2 separate regions of the Homo sapiens genome follow, and region 2 is linked to region 1. Evidence: chromatin loops called from intact Hi-C (ENCODE). Cell type or tissue: heart left ventricle. All regions are shown on one strand. Each heading gives the region's core, and the rest is flanking DNA. Links, peaks and the distances in the headings are about the cores only. Region 1 overlaps ATP8A1 (ATPase phospholipid transporting 8A1). Region 2 has its middle 15 kb from the start of ATP8A1-DT.

Region 1 (2,928 bases), core at 298-2,797:
AAACCAGAGAGTAACACAAAATTTCATATCCTGACAAAAGCCTTTGGTGTTACAAGTGCAGAGCTGATTTTGCCTCAGTGTTGCCAAAACATCAGGTACAGCTCAGTTTCACCCCAGATAGGGTTCAAGTGAGTTCTGTTGTGTCTTATCAGAAGAATAAGGCTTGAAGTTTCCTGATAGTATAATTCCTAGCTAGTTCTGGGTATTCCATGTTTGTAAGAAAATTATAATTAACACTTAAAACCGTGCATCAGAATTTAATTTTAATAAATTTTCTTTGATTTCCCTGAACCTTCGCCCCAAATTGGATTCATGATGGGCAATAAAATAGATTTGTACATAGTTGCCAATGATGATTATCTTGTAGAAATCAACTTTTAGTTAGGAATGCACTGCAAAATTATTAGATTATTTCATTAGATCTTTTTATGGGACAATTACAGTAAAATGTAAGTGAATTGTGATATCATTTGTAAATTTAACTTATGACAAACCAGACATTTTACTGTAAACATTAGTTATTAAAGTATCATTTCAGCTAATTGCTTCTTGTAGGGAATAAGTCAGTTTTATAATAGTTACTTGAATACCCGGAATAGGTAAGCAGTTTCTCTGTTCAGGGGCCACAAATCTCAATAGAGTGAAGATTCTGGGATACAGTCCTAAGTGCCATCTTTGTAAAAAAAAAAAAAAAAAATTTAGACCTTTTAGAATAAGTTGGATGAGGCTTAACAAGATACAGTCTATAAAAAGAAATTCTGTTAAGCAAACAAAATGCTTTTTTGTGTGGACAAGGCATTTAATTCGTATTAAAAACATCATTTGCATTTTCCCTTTAAATGAAAAATAAGTTTTTAAAAGCAATCTTTATATATGAATATACTGTGTGAATAACTTTACTTGACAGTATTTGGTTTAGCTATATATTTGCTGGAAGGATCGGCTACTTCTTTAACCCCAAGAAGAGACTCACCACGAGAAATTTCACGATTATCATAATACTATCCCCCAAGATCTTGCTACAGCCATGTTTATCTTACTGCTCACCATGACTTGTGATAAATTCTAGTCAACTCCATTCATTTATTTATCTGTATATCTCAAGTGTTGATGTATGTGACACTTTGATAGATAATGCAGGTAAAAAAGGCAAAAGTTCACATGATTTCCTCCTGCCTAAAGTGTATAGTCTAATTGGCACTTAGTGGATGCTAATTAAGTAATCATACAGACAAATATAAAGTCCTAACACAGTATAGAGGTCTATGTGAGGCTATAATGGGTGGTTTGATCTAAACAGGGAAGGCAAGGAAATATGCCCTAAGAAAGTGATTCTGGAGTTGAGATCTAAGAATGAATTTGATTAAGTGAAGAACTTACCAGGTAGATGTTATAGCACTGGCACATACAAAGGCAAAAAGCCAGATACCACGTAGACACCAGAGCTTCTGGAGCAGCAATAACAGGGAAACTTGCATATAGGATCAGTGGCAGGTTTGCAGGCCACCTACTGCTCATCGGGCTCTAGGTAGTGCTCAGCATTCTTCCAGGGCTGCGCCAGAGTTGTGAAGAGGGTCTCTGGCACTTGAGCTCTGGAGCTTTTAAGCTGCATGACTTGGGAAACTTTATCCCCTGTCCTGGTATGAGATTGGGGCTAGTGCAGCTTGGCAGGACCATGCACAGTGTTGCTTGGTTAGTACCAGGCCCTTCCCTGGCACAGTCCATGGGCTAGGGTCCAAGCCTTGAGGCTGATCTGAAGTGATTGCTTTAAACATGGAGTTGCAGCCAGTTTCCACAGAGCTTTGCAGCATGCCAACTCCTTTTCTTGGAGTCCAGCCCACAAAGGGCTTGATTAGCCCTTCTTCTTAAGCAGGCACAAAAGCCCTTTGGTAGGAGAGAGAATAGTGAGTTAAAAGGGACCACCTCCATTGTGATTGGAGTGATATAGTGGATACTGCACTGGAAGCAAATTAATGTTTTGGTAGTGGAAGAGGTGCCTTGGAATGATGAAGTCCCTGCCTTGGCTGGGTTGATGAAAGATTGAACTTTTAGGAAGTGAAAGGATCCCATGAGTTTTTAACAAAGTTTATTGTATATTCGTCAAAAATAACAGTGACTTTTCATTTGTACTGAACTCTGCATTTTAAAACTCCATGTCTAATAAATTTACAGGAAAAGTATATGATTATATTATGAAAGAAATGGAAAATAAAAAAATCTGGTCTGTCATGTATTATGGGCCCCTTCCAATTGAATACATGACTGGCTGAAATGAAGTACATCTATCAGACTTTCCTAGTGTTCAGATGAGCGAATGGATGAAATTAAAGAAGATATTAATGAATATGTTTCCTGTTTGAAATAAAGAGTGTTTTAATGAGTGAAATAGTTTAAGTGAAAATTTTTTAATATCATTTAAATTCTTAAACTAAGGTTCCATTTAATTATAGAAATGCAGGTAACTTTTACTTTAATGTACCTGTTGAAGTAACCATCATCTCGTGGTAGCCAAAGTTACTTCTAAAATGTATTTGACAAATTTTATTAGTGTGATAATTTGTTTCAAGATATTAGCATGTTTGTTACCTTGAAACACTTTATTCTGATTATATAACACATATGATTAATTTTCCATTGGCTTTAGCATTTCAACTGCTAAGTTGAAATAATTCCTACTGAATTATGAACTTTGTGAATAAAATCAGTAAATGTTCTGGTGAAGAGGCAAATTGGCTATACAGTTACAGGATAACTTTGTAAACCTGCTGAGCTACCATGAATCATTATGTTCTATTTGCTGTACTAACTGCCATTCTTTCAGATTCAACTAAAAGTTCATTTTGTTAACTTTTCAGTGATCCATCTTTTTATACTTCCCTTCTTCGTGGTTTTATGTTTCCAGCCTTTCTGTGATTATTTTTCCTCTCT
Region 2 (2,928 bases), core at 205-2,704, 100 kb before region 1:
CCTGAGTTTGTATCTCACATCCGGTTCTAGCTATGTGAAGTCAGGCAAGTACTTACACCTTCTAAGTCTATTTATTAGTGTGCCTATCCTAGAGGTTTTTTGCAGGGATTAACCAAGAACATTCATGAAACCATGTTAGCTATTGTTTCATCGTCGGCATCATCTTAGGACTCTCTGAAGGCATGACTATATTCTTTCCCTGAGTATGAAGGCACTGAGTAGTCAATGTTCAATATACTCTATAAAAGATAACAAGAAGATGGGTACCATTTCAGGGTAAGATTTGTATATGAATGGATAAATTAATAATAATAACTTCTATATGCTTACTATATATTTGACATTGTTTTAAATGTTTACATATAATAACTCATTTAATACTATTTAATCCTCTCCATAACCCTGTAAGATAAGGTCTATTATTATCTTCACTCCACAGATGAGGAAATTGAGGCACAAGGGGCTAAGTGCCTGAAGTTACGAAGGTAGAGAGTGATTAAATACAGACAATTTGCCTCAAAGTCTGTGTGCTTAACCACTGTGCTACATCATTTCTCAAAGTTAAAAACAAGTTTTGACATTTAAGGCATAGATTTCAATTGTCTAGAAAAATACACTTACATGGAACATTTCATTCTCCAAGAAATCAGAAAAAAATGAAATATTTTATTCTTATTTCTACTACATGCCCTCTCAGCATCTCTTCCATATGCATTAAATGCATCCAACTGATTCCAAAGAAAAGGTGGTAGCCTGAAAAGCAGGATGACTATTCCCTCTAAAATGGAAGAAGAAATAGAGCCAGGGAGAGCCAGTGAGAAATCCACAGGATGGGAAATTCATTGAGTTGCCCAGTTTCTCATTTTCTCAGTGCAAGGGCATTCCAGGATAACAGGACAAACTATTACCCTCTGGCAGCAGCAATATCTCTGCTATGTCTGAGTCAGATGCTCAGGCAGTTGAATGTACTATGGGGAAATAAGAACAGAGCTCAAGCGCGGCAGACTGCCTTGCTTTGAGTGGCACTCTAGGTGCCTGAGCAAACTGCCTGGATACCTATGACTGGATGAGAGGAAGTAGTTTCCTTGACCTTGCTTGATAGATTTTACTGGCATTTGTCAGGGCTTTTAAAACTTCTCAGTGTTTGAAACAAGAGAGTTTAGACTCCAAGACTGCAAAAAAGGAGGCAGTTTTTTAGACAGAAAGCTGCAAGACAGATCAATTTTACCCTTAACTCATTCAATCTCCAGTTTTTGAATACCTGCCAAGTTCTTTCAGCTTCTTCAAGGTGACCAATCCAAATAATTCACTCACTATTTCAACACTCTCAATTGCCAGTATTTTTAAGACATACAGTGTTGTGATAAGAAAAAAAGAAAAAGAAAACTCTCTCTATACTTCCCAATGCCAGAAAACAATCTAAAATGAAATTGAGAGAATGTGAGATTAGCTTTTCCTCTTATTATTTAAGATGAAATATTCACTGGACCAGGTTTTTGGCAGAATGGAAATTTCAATGTGTGCTTACTCCTCTCGTTAGCTCTTACTGAAAATGCCATCTCATTTCTCACACACGCTCCCTGAACATCTTAGCTAATATGTCTGGAAAAAGACATTCAAAAGGAAATATCTATATTTTACTCTATAATTTTTTCCACTGTCTACTCTGTAAAGAAAAACTAGAAACAATAAGATTTCCTGTAGGTCAGAGTAAAATGTTTCCTTTCACTATTGCTGTACATTTACACCAATCATAAGAGTTTTTCTCAATGAGAAAATTTTCTCCAGCTTTGATATCCAACTTGTGTGCAAAGAATCACTAAAAGTTAAATTACCTTGAGCTTCTCCTGGATATGTAACAATATGAAAGAACTAATATTAGTTTTCAAGTGTGATAATACTGGTTTTGTTATTTATCTGATCTCATGCAGGAACTAAGCTTCCCACATAACAGAAGAGGTATATATAAGGTCTACAGAACAAATTGCCTCAATGTCTTTTGTAACAAAGGTATGAGGTAAACTATGCCTTTGTATAGTTTACAAACTTTTTGTAAGTGTCATGAATTTAAAGGGAATATCTTCTTATTTTCCATCTTATAGAATTTCTTTTGGTAACCCCCAAAACTCTCAGTGAAGTACATTTCATGTAGTTTTTATGGCTGTGTTCTAGGTTGAAGAGATGAGGGAGCAATGGGAGCTGTGGCTTCCTCCCTCTGCCATCAACACTCTGCTAGTATGGGCAGTTGCCAGTGCAGACAGGGTTGCAGGCTTGGGCCAACAAAGATGTAAGGGTAGGTACCTGCAGCAGCACTGAGAATAACCAAGTAGACAAGTAAGACACCTTTAGGGGAAAGAAAAATTAAAAAGTAAAAGAAACAACAACAAAATTTTCGTTCCAAATACACAGAGTGAAATTACAATGTAAGACTGATTAACAATGTAAAACTAATCTCCCTACCAGATAACACTAATTACCAAAGGATAAATAGTAACCTTACAGTCGACAAACCTGTCAGTCCCATCTTAACCCAAGTGGTCAAAGTTAACATCAACAGGAAAGGGGTATTCACATCCTGTGCCTGTAGGATGCACTGACAGCAACGCAACATGACTTCCTGCCAAAGCCACGAGGTGACATCAGACAACCCCATACTGAGGGGTAGTGTACAAAACAAATGGCCTGTACTATTCAAAAAAGTCAATATCATGAAATTCAAAGGAAGACTGTTCCAAGTGAAAGAGATTAAAAGGACATGACAACTGAATGCAACACATGATCTAGAGAACATTATTGGAACAAAAGATAAAATCTGAAGAAGGTCTGTAAATGAGATAATAGTATTGTTTTAATATTAAATTCCTGATTTTAATCAGTGTGTTGTGGTTATGTAAGAGAATGTGCTTGCCTTAGGAAAACACACTTTGA

Evidence for each region. Peaks named below come from ENCODE experiments on the same cell type or tissue, not always from the same donor. Only the 100,000 strongest peaks of a DNase experiment are listed, where the experiment ranks them.
Region 2: a loop joins it to region 1, with 3 times the contacts of the local background. A loop is called at or near these places in 5 of 110 quality-filtered maps.

Annotation. Positions count from the first base shown.
Region 1 is chr4:42,569,233-42,572,160 of GRCh38, reverse strand. The region is part of intron 14 of ATP8A1 (ATPase phospholipid transporting 8A1); the gene reads left to right. Among named protein-coding and RNA genes, the nearest start is that of ATP8A1, 86 kb to the left of the region's middle. In heart left ventricle, for the core only: no CTCF peak of the experiment used is centred there; a DNase peak (open chromatin) is centred at 1,730; H3K27ac peaks cover 941 bases.
Region 2 is chr4:42,671,311-42,674,238 of GRCh38, reverse strand. No RefSeq gene overlaps it. Among named protein-coding and RNA genes, the nearest start is that of ATP8A1-DT, 15 kb to the right of the region's middle. In heart left ventricle, for the core only: no CTCF peak of the experiment used is centred there; no DNase peak of the experiment used is centred there; H3K27ac peaks cover 358 bases.